2 separate regions of the Homo sapiens genome follow, and region 2 is linked to region 1. A link is a loop called in an ENCODE intact Hi-C map of the cell type or tissue named here. Cell type or tissue: HepG2. All regions are shown on one strand.

Region 1 (8,000 bases):
AGCCTGTAATCCCAGCTACTCGGGAGGCTGAGGTAGGGAATTGCTTGAATCCGGGAGGCGGAGGTTGCAGTGAGCTGAGATCGTGCCACTGTACTCCAGCCTGGGCAACAGAGCAAGACTCCGTCTCAAAAAAAAAAAAATCATAGTTAAATATTTAATAGTGAACAATAAGATAAGCATGAACCAAAATATAACAGATGACATTTAAAAATAAGATAGTTAATGCTACCTATTACATTTCCCATGATGTTAGCTACAGTCTCCTATGTTCCAACCAAGAGGATATATTGAACACTTTGGAGAAGATTTTCTTTTTCAAAACCATTCATATTTGATTCCAAATAATATTCCAATTCAGCTGATATATTGGATGGATCCCAAACACACCATCTGTTTTTTATTCAGTTGTACCTTAGCAAGGCAGAGAAATGAAGACCCCTTGCTCAAAAATTAATTTCAAGACAGTGACAGCAGATCATTTAACCAAACTCAGGGCCCTTCTGAGCTTGGAGCCCTGTACAAATGCACAGGTCACATGCCCACAAAGCCAGCCCTGTGGAGCCCCTAGATTCTATGTCAGGCACAGTACCAGGCAGGAGGTACAGCAACGGCTTTTAATCCATAATCCCGATGTCCAGAAAGGCTCAAATGTAGCATCAAAGATCCTGTTAGGCAATAAATAATCAAATATGAAATAGGTTTAAGAACTCAAAGAATCTTTGGATCTCAAACCGCTAGGTAAAGGCCGAGGGTTAAGTGCTAGTTAAAATGATTCAAATTCAAGTGGGCCTCTCTTCAGCTTTGCTAAATGTCTTCTTTTATAAATCAATAGGTCAATGAGCTTTTTAAAAAATGACTCTCATTAGATGCAAAAGGAGGACTGCAGATGATTAGAATAGTAAATAAAGCACCAGGATTGCAGTATCATGTTTCTTTCAGTGGTTTTTTAATTTAATAAATGTTTATTGTGCATCTGCTATATGTTTACATTTCATTAAAAATCAAATAATATCTCACTTTTTTAAACCTCTTACCAAAAAGAGAATTCTAAAATTATGACCGAAGACTACAAAATAGCATCTGAAATATGAGAGATAGCAGTATCATCTTTATTTCCTCATTCAGCACCCGTGCTCTGAGCAACTACTCCGGGTCAGGCACCGTTCTAGGCATTAGGCATTCAGAGAGGAAAAGACAAACTCTGCCTTTATTTATGTAGTTCATTGGAAAAGGCATACAGTAGACAACCAATTCTTTCAAAAAATACTGTTTAAGATATTTCAAATTGTAATTCCAAGATACAATGGAAGATTGCATTTATTCTAGGATTTTCCTCCAAGAAACATAAACTTCTCAGTTAAGAGGAAAAACATCTTCTCCTACTGACCCTAAACAGAACTATAGTTTTGGTCACTGCAAAGGCACAAAATTTTTCTGCAGTACAAAAGGTGGAATATATGCCCAAAAGTAGATATATTTGTAATTCATGTGTTAATCAAATCACATATGCTTAGACTATAATTACAGACAAGGTACTGGGTTTGGATTAATGTTATAAAAATTCAGAATCTATGCAGTCCATAAGGACTTTTCACACTCCATTTTTCATAAAATAGTATGTTAATCTCCTGGTGATTATGAGATTCAACTAATAAGTCTAAGGATCCTACTTAGCACCTCCAACATGATGCTGCATCAAAACTGGGGATTATTGTTCATACAAATCTGGAGTAACTGGTCCCTATAATACTACTACTAAATACTTTCATAGTACCTTTGCGGCCACATCTTTTGAGGCCACATAGTTGGGTCCTCTGCCTTCTGTCTATTTACTCTCTCTGTTTTAAATCTTATAGAGAGTAAACAGATAGAATGCAGGAGACCCAATATGTGGCCTCAAAGGATGAAACTAACATGCACTTTAGAAGTTCTCCTTGTTCTACCACACAAACGTTCCATACAATTTTATTGTGAAGGAAAAAAGGGAATGAGAATCAATATTTTTAGAAAGTAATCTTGCATTAACATAGTGCTTTCTAGTTTTATGAAACTTTGTCACTCACATAACCTTGTTTGTCCCCAAATTGTTTAACTGTAAGAGTGTACTATAATGGATTCTGCTCTCCTAACATAATACCAAGGAGCCACAACCTTCCCTCTATTCTTAATCTCCAATTTTATTTTCTTAAGTGGGCCACTAAGTATATCTGTACCAACATTTTTGTGCATTTCATAACCCATAACTTTGCCACCATAACAACTTGAACTAAGCTCAGATAGGAAATAGGATCGTTGTGTTATATTTTGTCAAGGAAAAAGGGAAAAGCTACCCCAAAAAGACAAATTTCAAAAATCTAAAGCTATTATTCCAGATGTACTCAAATAACCTTAAATTTCCTTATTGCATAAGTAAGCTGAAAGTTTCCCAAGAAAAATGACATCGTACTATATGCACATCTCATAATCCTATGGGGACTTCTTTTAAATGAGAACATTTAGGCAACACTACTGAAAGCATACATAAGTCAGCGGTTAGCTTCATGACTCAGTTTAACTTAAACATGTAAACATAGTGTATGTTCCAATTTGGAATGATTTTTGAGGTTTACTAGAAACTACTAAATAATATTTTCATTTAGTAAGTCCTTTCTCTGTCAACTCTTTGATGTAAGAAACCTTAGCAGACCTCCCAGTGAACTTTAGCATTTTGGCTGTGTGTCCAAAAGAACAATCTACCATTACAAAGCCTATTCATGAGTCAACCAGGGACGTAATCACAATCACGACTGCTCAGCTGATACGACTCTTCTTTATCATACCTGCAAGTATGGAAGACACGTAAGATTCAAGTTACTAAATTATAGATTATTAGTACTAAACATCGATTCTTAAATATAGTTCTAAAGATGATTCATGCAAATTTAAACTTTTTTTAAATTTAACAGCTTGGGTTAACTTGCTTGTGTTCAACTTTTTACGTCTACCTCTAGCAAAATAATATTATTATAAAAACAGTAAAAGTCCATCTAATAATTTCAGTATAATAAATCCAGGGCTTTGACACTGTCTTCAAATTCACAAGATCATTAGTATTCTTTTAAACCAAATTAATCATATTCCCTAAATAACAACAGCTAAAATCATGAACACTGAGATCATTTTCTTGTAATGATTCTGTCTGGAAGTGTATTAACGGCATGATGTTTGTGCTTTGCACTAAACATTCATATCTTTGTTTCCACAACAAAGTAAAAAGGTGGCAGTTAGAGGGAGAGTTAAACAAGGTTTCCTGTGAGGGCTTTGTGAAAAGAAAGAGCGTATATTCTATCCGGGCAATGACAAACGGACTCAGGCCTCCTGAGGTCAGCGCTCCTGGGCACCATCAGGCCCCACTTCGGGAGCCCCCGGTGCTCCGGGCCCACCTGACTGGGCGTCCTCTGAGTCAGGGAGGTGCCAGTGCTGTGGTCCCCGCGAGCCCAACTGTCCCCTGACCCCCGGGCTTTTCCGCACCGTGGAGTCCCCCGACACGCTGGGGCCAGTGAACCCGGGCCGGGGCGCGCGTTCTCCCTCCCGGACCAGCTCCCGGCGCTGGGCCCGCGGCCGAGAAACTAGGTCTGGGCCGGCCCTGCGGCGGCCGCCGGGCGCGGCGAGCCCCACTTTCTCCCGGCAGGAAGGGGGGAGGCCGAGAGCATTTCCTGTTGTGCAGCTGAGCCCTGCGGAGACGTCATTGCATTCATGCTCCCTCGGGTGTCAGCGGACGGGGGGCCAAAGTTCAAGCCGCGTCCAGGGCAGGCAGCGCGCGGCGGCGCGGCGGCGCGGGGCGGGCGGCCAGGGCTCCCCTCTCCCGCTGGCGCTCCCGGCGCCTCCGTCCCCGGCCGGCCCAGCGCTGCTACCGGAGGCCAGCCCTGGGGCTCCGCGGGGAAGAGCTGCTCTTCCTCCCGGAGGAAACCGAGCTCGCAAGCCCAGCGCTCCCAGCCGCAGACTGCAGGCTGCCCTCCTCCACCGCCTGGATTTCCCACGGGGAGGAAAAGGCGTGCGTTTCCAGGTGTTTGGAGGACGCACTGGCCGGGCGCACTTTCCTCAGCGTAATTTTGAACGCAGTTTCCCTAAAGATGACTCTTTTTTCCACTAGGATTATTTCCAAGTCATCAAAAGTGAAAAATCACGTAAGTGTTGTTGCAGTTGTTTTCCCCTCGTTTTCTATCTCCTTTCCAATTGTGAATTCCGTAAATAACTGTCAGACATAAAACAGGAAAAGGAACATTTCTTCACTGCAGAGCTCCAGTAAGGTGAAAGTAGGCAAGAAGGCCCCCTGAGACGTTTCTAAAAGCATATTCTATATGTTTTCATTATGAAAACACCCACTGCACTCCTTTTATTTATTAGGACCTTAAGTTATCCTATCTCAACTAATACTTTTAACAATCAGAATCTCTTAAGAATCTTTCAATCTTATACTTATCCACTTTAATAGCCAACAAAACCTTTAGCCAGAGTGTTTTAAAATGGAAATTACCTGTTCATGTTTCTTAAAGATTTTTAAAGTCTCCTTCTAAATTTCCAGCCTTCCATTTAGTTTCAAGCCATAAACCAGATTATAACAATGTGTAATTGTAGAGAAGCTGTGGCTTACGGTTAATAACGATTAAAAATAAGGCCATAAGGTATTTTATGATCATTTTGAAATAAAAAATTGAAATAGTTTAATTTCAGCTTGTGCAGTTTGAGACAGATCGTCAACTACAAAACAAATTGTAGATTCTGTTCTCATGGTGAACAAACATTACAGATGTTTTACTGTGTCAACATCTCTAACATTTGAACTAAGCAATGTTTCACATCAGGACATGAATTAAAACAATGTAAACTATGGACCTGGGGTGACCATGATGTGTCGATGTAGGTTCTTGGATTATAACAAATGTACCACTCTAGCGCAAGACTTCGATAGTGGAGGAGGCTGTGTGTATGTGGGGACAGGAAGTACATGGGAAATCTCTGTACCTTCCGCTGGATTTTGCTGAGAAGCTAAAACTACCCTAAAAATATAAACTCTATTTTTAAACATATGTTTAGGGTTTTATGAGTATCCTGATACTTAAAATGTGCATTGCATTGTAACCTATGAATTGACAAGAAATTAATCTTAAGAATTGGCACAGAAATCATCTCGATGTTTTCATGAAGTTCATCCTCGGTTCTACTGCTTCTTGATAAACAAGTTTCATGTTTAGAAGGTTACTGAAATTTTTTTATATGGTAAAGGCACATCAAAGACTTTACCATTTAATATATATTAGTTGTCCTATCCAGTCATGTACTATTTAAGGCAATATTAAAGGTAACTTAGATTTCCCCACTTACAGTGATGCAAAGCCCTTCAATAATATTCTGTTGTCTTATTTCCTAAACATCTGAATAATACAACTTTATCACATGATATCTTAAATTTGCATAGTATATTAGAGTTTGCTATTTGCTTCACATATATATATTTCTATCCCGATTTTTTCAAGAAATAGGCTCAGAGAACTGAAATCTCCACTCAGTTCAGGACTAGCATAGCTAGTCTTTCAATCTTGCTGAAAAGCAATCGCAAACTCTTCTCATTTTCAAACTCCTTATTCCTAACTGCAACCACTTCTTTACTTCCCAGTGGCCAGTGCCCCTGAGTGTGAGTGCTGAGAGGGGCCTGCAAAAAATCTAATCACATCCAACTGCTTTATTTACTTGGCTTCCCAAACTGTATCAAATGATTCTTGACTGTAAATGTGATTCCACTGTATCCAATCCTAGGAAATACTGTAGTGGATATCTGTTTCCTGAATGATCTTACACCAACTTTTTTTGGGGTGTCTTTTCTCCTTCATATCAATTGTTCTTTTATCCATTAAATCTCTGCAGCAATTCTTGTGTTTTTGATTTGAACATACTTATACTTGTTCCTTCAAATCATCTGCCAATGGTATACAATTAGCACTCCCCAAGCTGCATGTGACTCCCCAAATACTGCCTAAGCTCAGTGAAGATTTTATTCAAAATTCATGCTCTCTGGTCTATACCTAGTTGCTGATGATGGCACTTGGAAAGGACAAAGAGGGAAGACTTAAAAATGTTTTATTTTATAATCCTGATTACAGGCTAAATAAAATCAGTATTACCATAAATTTAGTATAGACTGAGGATATAAAGATCAGTATGAGAACGGTAAGATAAATTAACTTATGAATAAATACACAATTGAAAATATAAACCAGAACAAAAAAAAAGGAGTTCTTCAGGTTCCTGGTGCTATTTTCAAATGCACCTCTTTTACACCATGAAAGAGAAGAAATAACTGTGAGGATAAAAGGAAGTTTTGCAGGATAATGTATTTTACACTTTCTCTTTAGAAAAAAATTAAAGTGCTCCACTTTTGTTACTTAAAGTACATCATGAAGTGCGCAATTCCAACCTAAGAAGATATATTATTTCATACAATGAAAAGGATTAAGACTTGAAGTTTCCCAAACTAACCATTTTAAAACTCATTGTTTCATTCAGGATTGGTTTCATTTAAATGTGTAGTTAGAATATGAGAGAAACAGTAAGTTGTTACCATAATGTTTGGCTCTCCATGCTTCTGAGATCCAAGTTCTCTAACTCAAGAGTCTCCACATTTTCATAGACTTTGAAAAGTCTTTGATATGGCCAGACTGTATCTGACAGGCTGACTTGTTTCACAAACTGGCCTCCTCTCTAAAAATATTCAGAAGGGCATACTAAATTTTCACTCTTCTCTAACAATAATCAAATTGAGTAATATCCTTCTCAAATGAGCTTTCACCAGTCATTTGTTGTTTTTCCAGAAAACTGACTCCCAAGATATGTGATGACAAAATCAAGACTCTCTTCTTTCTGAGGTCCACATCCTATTTCCATGACACACTAAACGACTGTGTTGTTCCTCTACAGCCAGTACTTTCCCAAATCAAAGCCCAGCTCAAATTAAATAGCTGAAATGAAAGGAAGGGAGCTCACTGAGTGAACAGATATATATAGGAATGAAGAGAGAAGTGAATCATGCACACATACTCATGAACATATAAGAATGAATGAACCATTCATGAAAAACCTACCTACCTACTTGCTTGCTTCACAATCTTTGGTTCCTATAGAACCCTTTTCTACTGTGGTATCTCCAAGCTCAGTGGCTTTATTTTTCTTACAAACTACCCATAAAACTATAACCTTCTCTTTATTAAGTGGCCTTCAGCACAAATTACTAATGCCTCAATCCCTTCAAGGCTAGCTAACTAAACAAAGTACAGCCCCTGTAACTGAGACAGTCCCAAGACCTGCAGGTGGTTCCAGGACTATTCATTCACTTCTCTGGACAATAACAAGATGTATCATCACCTCGTACCTTTCGGGCTGTAGGTAAAAGTCAATATATTCTCAGATGGAAATATATTTACATAGTACTCAAGTGTTTGAGAGCACATCTCCTTGTTCAGCCTCCATCTATATTAAATACTTCAGAATAGGCCCTCAATGAAATCTAAGTAATAGTTAAGTACTCAGATGGCCTATAATCAAGCATGTTATTGAAACAGCAGTGTCCCCACATGAATTCAAGTAAAACAAAATTATTTTTTATTACAATATAGTATTTTCCTATTCTCTCCTAGTCACTCACAAAGTCCTCTGTACTTCTCCAGAACCAAAAGTGTGACTAGAGCTAAATCTAAAATGTATTTATTTCCATAATGATTAAAAGAAAAGTTCCAAAATCAAAGTACCCACTCAGGAAACAATAACTTCTATTTTGGCAACAGATAATTATTAAATCTCAACTCTCTTCTAATATATCACTTCTGCATATAGGTCTACTTGTTCTATCAAATATGTGACCATTTAAATATTCCTTCTTTACTATTCATTATGTGGAATAAGTCATCTGTGCAGGAAAATTAAGAGAGTTTTCTCATAGGCACTAAAGGCAGTCTAGAGCTCAAGTA
Region 2 (8,000 bases), 180 kb before region 1:
GTCCAACTTCACTATGCTGTACACTATGTATATGGGTGGGGTCATAACACTCTTGGTGAAATGAGGTAGCTGGTAGACATTGGAATTGTGTTAGTGTTTATGTTTGTATATTCCTACATGGCTCCTTCAGCTAAGTGCTGTCTTCTGCATTCACCTAGTATTTCTCAATTAAAAAGTCAAGCATAAGCAAATGTGTTATGTTCAAATTGTTCCCTAGTATGTCAACTGTGTTGGAAAAATTTTAAAACAAACATTACAGCAGAATGGACTGGAGACTGAATTTTTTAAAAAATTTTTATAATTTTTTTTTTTTCTTTTTTTAAAATTTTATTATTATTATACTTTAAGTTTTAGGGCACATGTGCACAATGTGCAGGTTTGTTACATATTTCTGGGAGGGCAACCACATGTCAATTGAGAAAATTCACATTTTGTTATTTTTGGAACTTTCCGAGATTTTCTTTCTCATTTCAGAAAATCATGTTCTAATGACAATGCCACTTGTGGCATCTGAGTTCCCAGTATAATACACCGGCAGGTGAATATGTAGCTGTCATAATCACGGTGATCTGCATGGAGGTGCAAGCTCCTAACTTCTTCATTATACTTTCTACTGTAATCTTTAACTATAACACAGTACATTTACCTATTTAATAGATGAATAAAATTTTATTGTAAATTAAGTTTCTGTCATTTCTCCTTTATATATAGTTAGGGTATTATACTGAAATTTTTGAAATTATCCATATAATTTTGAAAATATTATATGGATATTATACATTATATGGATAATTTCAATTATCCATATAATAATTTCAAAATTATATGGATATTTTCCATATAATAGGATGAGTAAACTATACAAAAGAGGCACTATAAAATATGATAGTTGATAAAATTGTGAACCATTGATATAGAGCAATAAAAAAGGAAGGGAATGTAGCCATATTCTTATCAACAAATTCATGGAAGGATTAAATGAGATTATATCTGTCTGGCATATGATCCACTTTAAATAAATTACAGATAGATTTATTATTATTAAGATAGTATCAGAAGAACCACAGTTCCAATTGCTCCCTGGACCTCTCCTTTCAGATGTCCACAGGACCCCCAAAGTCAGGAAGTAAGGAAGAGCTACCAAATCCGTCAGGGCTCTCCCAAACCTCCCTGCCCCCTGCCCTTTAACCATGTTGTGAAAAGGCATCATCTTTAATCTGTTTGTGGCTAGCTAGGAATGGGACGTTAACCATGACGCCCCCTTCTTCTGAGAACCTTGTATCTAATAAACCACCATCTCATATGGTGCACCACCTTCTTGCAGTTCAAGTCTGTCTGCTTTCTTTCATCTTCACCACTGCCGCATTATTGCAGGCCACCATCATGGAAATAGCCGCCTAGCTGAACTCAGTGGCCCCTCCCAACCCCTCATCTATTCTCTCTTTCACCAGCACCATCCAATAGAAATGCAATGTGAGCCACGTATGCAATTGTGAAATTTCTGGTACCAACCTAAAAAAAGAAGCATAGGAAATTAATTTTAACATCATTTTAATTAACCTAATATTTGTAGTGTAGTATCATTTAAACATGTTCTCACTATGAACAATTATGAATAACATATTTGAAACCGTCCTTGTGCTATATCTTCAAAATTGGCATATATTTCACATTTGCAGTGCATATCAATTTGGAGTAACCACGTTCCAAGTGCTCTGTAGCCCCATGTTGCTATGACTCTTGGACAGTGTACCTTAAAGCCCTTTTAGCGGGTAAACCGCAAACCCTGTCCCATCAGTTTCCTACCTAGCACGCTCTAATTCCCAAATAACTGTTGCCCTAATGTCTAAACCTCTAAAAATGATTTCCAAGACCCTGCAGTATCTCATCATTGTTTATCCCGTCGGCTCCACCTCTTGCTATCCCTTTCCTGGCCCTGCACCTCAGAATCTTTACTCCCTCTGTAGAATTTGTTTTGTTCTCTCCAACATGTCCTGCTCTCTCTTGCTGTGGGATTTTTCCAGAGGGCCTCCCCTACCTGTAACACTTTTAATGTTCTGCACTAACCTGATAATCACCTTACGTTCCAGAACACCCTTACTTTTTGTTCAGATTAGGGTTCCCTCCTTATAGTTCAGATTCACTTACCTCAAATCTGGGTTTGCATTGCAGCAATCCCTCTCTCAAATTCCTTTCCATGCTGTCATTGAAATCTCTTGCTCACATGCGGTCTTGCTTACTAAACAGTGCAGCAGGAGCAGTCAGTCAATCAACATGTTTGAATGAATGAAAGAACAAATGATGAATTTCCTTTGAAAGCTTGCAGCTATGGCTGAATGACAATCAATGAAATAATGGAATGGATGATTCTGGAGTCAGACAGACCTGAGTTTGAAACTCAGTTATGTAATCTTGGGCAAGTTATAAAATTTATGTTTCTTTCTCTACAAATATTTGGTGATTTGCGAAATGGAAGTTATAATGCCCATATTACAGGAGCTAAAAGGAGTAAATGAAATAATGTATATATACATAAAATGACACATATTTATTTATCTAAACAGAATGCAGTAAATCTGGACATATCTCTTTTGACATAGGAATGTCTAGTTATACATACCCTAAGATTTAGATTTACATAGAAAGAAGGTGGCTTTACTTCAGAATGGAGATCAAGACACATTCTTGAATGCATCATTAACCTGAAGCATTTGCTGCATGTGATTGGCAGAGGGAGGAGGGATGATAAATAGGGAATATAACATTTTTTCCCATCTGGCTATGTTCCTTGTGTGGACCACTTTCCCTGAAAGAAATCCCATATTGCCGAGTGGTAGGTACACCAAGGTCCTGGCTGAAATGCCTAACACATTTGAATTGTAACCTTCCCTGGGAACGTAAGTTATGTTATTCTTGGGGTAAGGAATTAAAGGAAGCAAAACTGGGGACTTAAATTTATTTAGTATTTAATATAAAAGGAGGTTATCTTTTTGCAATTTAAGTTTATTCTGGAAAATATTAATGAGGCAGTGTTCACATTTGGGGCATTTTAATATTGCTGGCATGATACAATTTGGGGGGATTTGATGCTGTCCTGTGGTACTCAATGTATTATTTCTGTTAAACTAGATTTGACAATGTGACTAGGCATGATACGAGTTGGGAAATATACCACAGTCCATCCCTTGTCAAACAGGCTTCCATATGAATATTAAGTCCTAATGCCCTAAGACACCCATTGTGTGTAACAAATTAACTTTTTTCCTACACACAAGGATGGTGCTAGTTACGTAATCTCCTTAGAAGATTTGAGAAAAATAGTCACTCAAATCATTTTCTGATGGGCTTAATTCTCTCTGGGAAAGGCTGCTTGTTCTAATTTTTGAGCTAAGATGAAGTTGCTTTATTTAATCTCTTTGTCTAGTTTGTTTCAGTTGAATATCACGTGAATTATGATCTCACTGATTCCAAGGGGATAACAGAGAGTCATAGACTATGTTTTGGGGAAAACAGTAGATCCTTGGTGACAGTGGGTTTTCTCCAAAGAGGGCAACATTTGCAGTGTGGTTTTCCATGAGTCTGGCTACTTAGATGGATACGCGGCAGCAAGGAGCAGTTTTCTCCTCAGACCCCTTGCTTCACAGTCAGGATGGCCGCTGGGCTAGAGAAAGGAAACCCCTCTGTTTCTTTCCTTCCTCCACCCTTCACTGTGGGAGAAGAAATGTCAGACTCCTTCCTTCTGCCTTCCATTTACTTAATAACATGTGGTCAGTAGAAAAGCAAGGCAAGGCTTCCAGGAGCCAGGGCGCTCTCTTCATAGACTCCATGTCCTATGCAGAAGCAGTAGGGGAGTCAGGGCCCTTGGGGAGCCCAGCTGCATCTCTCTTTCCTTAGGCCACAAGGGGGCATATGCATTTATACCAAGGCAGAAGTGAGAGACCCCACATGAGTCCTGAGAATGGGATATATTCTCCATCCTTGCTTTTAACAGATTTCTGGCAGGAGGAGGAGGATGCTTGTTTACTTCTTCAAAAAAGCGTGCTTTGGCTGTTATTGCTTGAGTGAGTTCCAGGGTCCAAAACTCAATGGAAACAGAAGCAGTCAATAGGATTGTATCACCAAAATCCTTAACTAGATATTTAGTGATAAGCACTGAACCTAAGTTCTTTGATAGCAGATTTTTGGGTTTGGTGTGGTTTGGTGGTTGTTGTTCATTGGTATAGCTCCAGCACCAAGAAAAGAGCTAGCATGTGATAGAACCTCAATAGCTGTCAAATGATGAGTGCTTATAGAGGTGGGTGGTGCAGCCTGTGCACAGGGGAAGGGTCCAGCCTGCAGAGGTGGCCAGTCAATTCAGGAAGCACTAGACACATGTGAAGTTTAATTTAAATATAATTAAATAAAATTAAAAGTCCAGTTTCTCACTTGCACTGTCCGCATTCCCAGTGCTCCAGTCATGTATAGCTATAGGCTTTTGTATTGGAAGGTGTAGATATGGGACATTTTTCCCATTACAGAAAGTTCTACTGGATGGCACCGCTTTAGAGCCTAACTGCCTCTTCTATTTACTAGCTGGGAAAACTTAAGCAAATTATTTCACTCAGTTTTGTGACTATTAAATGAGGGAATAAATGAAAGCACTTAAAACAGGGCTTGTAGAGAATACTTATCATTATTAGCTACAAGAGATTTTGTATGGGGATGCTGTCCCCATAAATGGCCTGGATCCCTGGACCATGTACAATGTGTGTGTATGTAGTTTTTCCTACATGCTGCAACAATAACCTGTAGGAAATAATAGCCACCGTGCCCAGTGGCATTTTTTAATAGAAAGGTTTTCATTTAAAAATATTTTATTAATATGATTTTTAATAAATTAAGGAAATGTATGATCATTAATCATTTTATTTTAATTTTGCCAAAATAAGATTTTATTCACATCGAACTATATGGATTCTGCTTGTATTTCAACAATGTAACAACACTTGGAATCTACTTGAAGAATAAAACATGCCAGGGGCTGGGCGGGGTGCTCACGCCTGTAATCCCAGCACTTTGGGAGGCCAAGGCAGGCAGATCACTTGAGCCCAGGAGTTCTAGACCAGCCTGGCCAACATGGTGAGATCCCCATCTCTACAAAAGAAATACAAAAAATTAGCTGGGCGTGGTGGCGGGCACCTGTGGTCCCAGCTATTATGGAGGCTGAGGTGGGAGTGTCTCTTTGAGTCAGGGAGGCAGAGGTTGCAGATGGTGCCACTGCACTCCAGCCCAGGAAACAGAGCAAGATGCTGTCTCAAAAAAATAAAAATCCATGGCAGGGATCTACTGCAGAATCTGAAATACATTTATAGGCACTTAGTGAATGGAGAGAAAATCTGTTGATATGATTCATTTTGATAACCAACATGTATTTCTAGTCTTGAAATCCTGGCTTCAAGCAATCCTCCTAGATCAGCCTCCCAAGTAGCTGGAATTACAGGCACAAGTCAATACATCCTGTCAAATGTATATTTCTGAAGGTGGCCTTAGTTGTTGATAAGCAATGGATATGTATGCATAAAATGATCCATCTAGAGAATTCTAGAAAATAGAGTTTGTGTCTTCTTCTTGTTACTCTTTAGGTACTGTTCGGTGCCAAGTAGAATAATTTCCACCACTTTCCCTGTTCTTCAGTACTACTGCATAGCCAAGCTGGTTTATTGTTGCATATAAAGTCTGGGTAAGCATATGTTTCTCTACACTCGGAAATTAATGGGAGCTGATGCTCTGTATAATGTCAAATTGCCCCTGGGAAAAAAAACTGTACTGTGGCAAAGTCGATGCCACCATATTTAGTAATATATTTTAAACTAATAAAGACCATTTCCAGGGCAGAAATAAGCTTTGTTGTTTTTGTATGATTCTGAGCCCATTCAACCCAACAACTTTCACAGTACATTATTGTGATTGTAATCTTGATCTAAGTGAGAAGAGCATAAATAATGAGAAACTGTTCTTTAAGCAAACCTGGACAAAGAGGTGGGAGCTCATTTTTAGCCTTGATTCTGTAATGAACCACCTATTTCTCCTTGAAAACTTCACCTAACTTCTCTAGACTACAGGTTTTGGAAAAGATATTTGTAAATGACAGGTTAATTTAATAACCTCTAATTTATTATTTAATAATGAAGCTACTATTATGCTACTAAGGAAATAGTAACTAATAGTAAATAATTCCACAAATGCAGTTGATTTTTTCTCAGAAAATGATGTTCTAAAAGTTTTGTTTTCTAGAAATTATCTTGGGGAATATATTGAAAATCAAGTTCTCAAAAATATTAAACAATTTTGTATCATTAAGGCTCAGCAGATGAGATGTGCTGTCCTGTGAAGTATACCTTTGCTCGCCCCTATGTTCTTTGTCTACCTTTGGAAACCCTCAAACTTCCTCTTCTACCCCTTTATATACCCTGAGGAATTTCATCCAATTCAGTGCTCTCAGCTATGATGAAAAACAAGAACTGACAAACCAGTCTCCAGCTCTGGCCTCTCTTGTTTGAGGTTGAACTCCTTCAGAACTGCTAAGGAAAGCTCATCTCTTTACCAGCATTCTGTACAAATCCACTCTCTTTTGTGGCTGAATAATGCCACCCTCATTCTATTGTCCAGGTTAAAAACTCATCATCTTTAACTTCTCCATCTCTTTCATCCCAGCACCAAATCAGTCTAGCTATCAGCCATTCCTCTTCATTAAGCAAAACTGTCCCTTCTTTCTCCAGGTCTCCATCATTTGTTTGGATTGTTGCTGCTTTTATTTCCCTTATCTTCGCTGGTGCCACAGTATTTTATTTTTCCCAAAATAATGATAACGACAACAATTAGCAAGGCCACTTTATTGCTTCAATCCTTCCTTGGTTCTCCATTGCTTACAGGGCCAGACCTGTAGGCTGGATTAGGAAATTGGACTTTGATATGTGTTTCTAGCTTAACCATGTACTACCTTGCCACATACCTAGGGTGCCAGCTACATCTTGCTTTTTACACATTAATTGCTTTACACATCTCAGATCAGATCTAATATGCGTTTTCCCACTAATTTTTTATATTGCCCTCTCCTCTAGAATATAAACTCCATTAAGGCAAGGACTTTATCTGTTTTGTGCCATATTGGACACCTAGCACACACAAGAGTACTCCAATGTAGGTGATGAAAAGCTACGTTGAATGAATTAGTCAATTTATTGTTTCAAGGATCTGTTCTAAGGCTACCTCTGTGATGAAGCTTTTCTTCATTCTCAGCAGGATGATTGCTCTCTCCAGGATGATTTCTCTCTCCCTTTATGGTTATAAAACCAAATGTGCAACTATTTTAGCTCAAACATCATATTATCCACATTTACTTACATATATGTCTTTCCTATTTACTTGAGCTCCTTGGTGGCACGGATACTCTTTATTAATTCTAAATGCCCACCACCAGGCTGGGAGCATTAGGTTCACACCTGTAACCCCAGCACTTTGGGAGACTGAGGCAGGCAGATCACTTGAGGCCAGGTGTTTGAGACAAGCCTGGCCAACATGGTGAAACCCTGTCTCTACTAAAAATGCAAAAATTAGCCATGGTGGCATGCACGTGTAGACCCAGCTACTCAGGATGCTGAGATGGGAGAATCACTTGAACCTGGGAGGCGGAGGTTGCAGTGAGCTGAGATAGCACCACTGCACTCCAGCCTGGCCTGCAGTAAGACTCTCAAATAAATAAATAAATAAATAAATAAATAAATAAATAAAAATAAAAATAAATGCCCACTATCGTACCCAGTTCATAGTTGGCACTCAATAACTTTTATGAATGAATGAATGACTGAATAAATGAGTGATGAATTAGGTAGAGGAGGAAACAGAGTAATTTGATTTGGCCTGGGATCACCAACACACACACACACACACACACACACACACACACACGCACGCACACATCAATGAGGAATATGACACACAAATCACCCTACATAATCAAA

The links. A loop is a pair of places that touch in the nucleus more often than their neighbours do. Peaks named below come from ENCODE experiments on the same cell type or tissue, not always from the same donor. Only the 100,000 strongest peaks of a DNase experiment are listed, where the experiment ranks them.
Region 2: it touches region 1 in a loop (5-fold over the local background); 2 of 110 quality-filtered maps call a loop at or near these places.

What each region holds. Positions count from the first base shown.
Region 1 is chr6:142,923,204-142,931,203 of GRCh38, forward strand. All of the region lies in intron 1 of HIVEP2 (HIVEP zinc finger 2), which reads right to left. Among named protein-coding and RNA genes, the nearest start is that of HIVEP2, 18 kb to the right of the region's middle. RefSeq lists silencers at 3,471-4,040, 4,942-5,031. In HepG2, no CTCF peak of the experiment used is centred here; DNase peaks (open chromatin) are centred at 2,728, 3,368, 3,728 and 4,878; H3K4me3 peaks cover 3,757 bases.
Region 2 is chr6:142,742,819-142,750,818 of GRCh38, forward strand. No RefSeq gene overlaps it. Among named protein-coding and RNA genes, the nearest start is that of HIVEP2, 200 kb to the right of the region's middle. In HepG2, a CTCF peak has its summit at 3,897 (motif pointing right); a DNase peak (open chromatin) is centred at 3,913; H3K27me3 peaks cover 980 bases.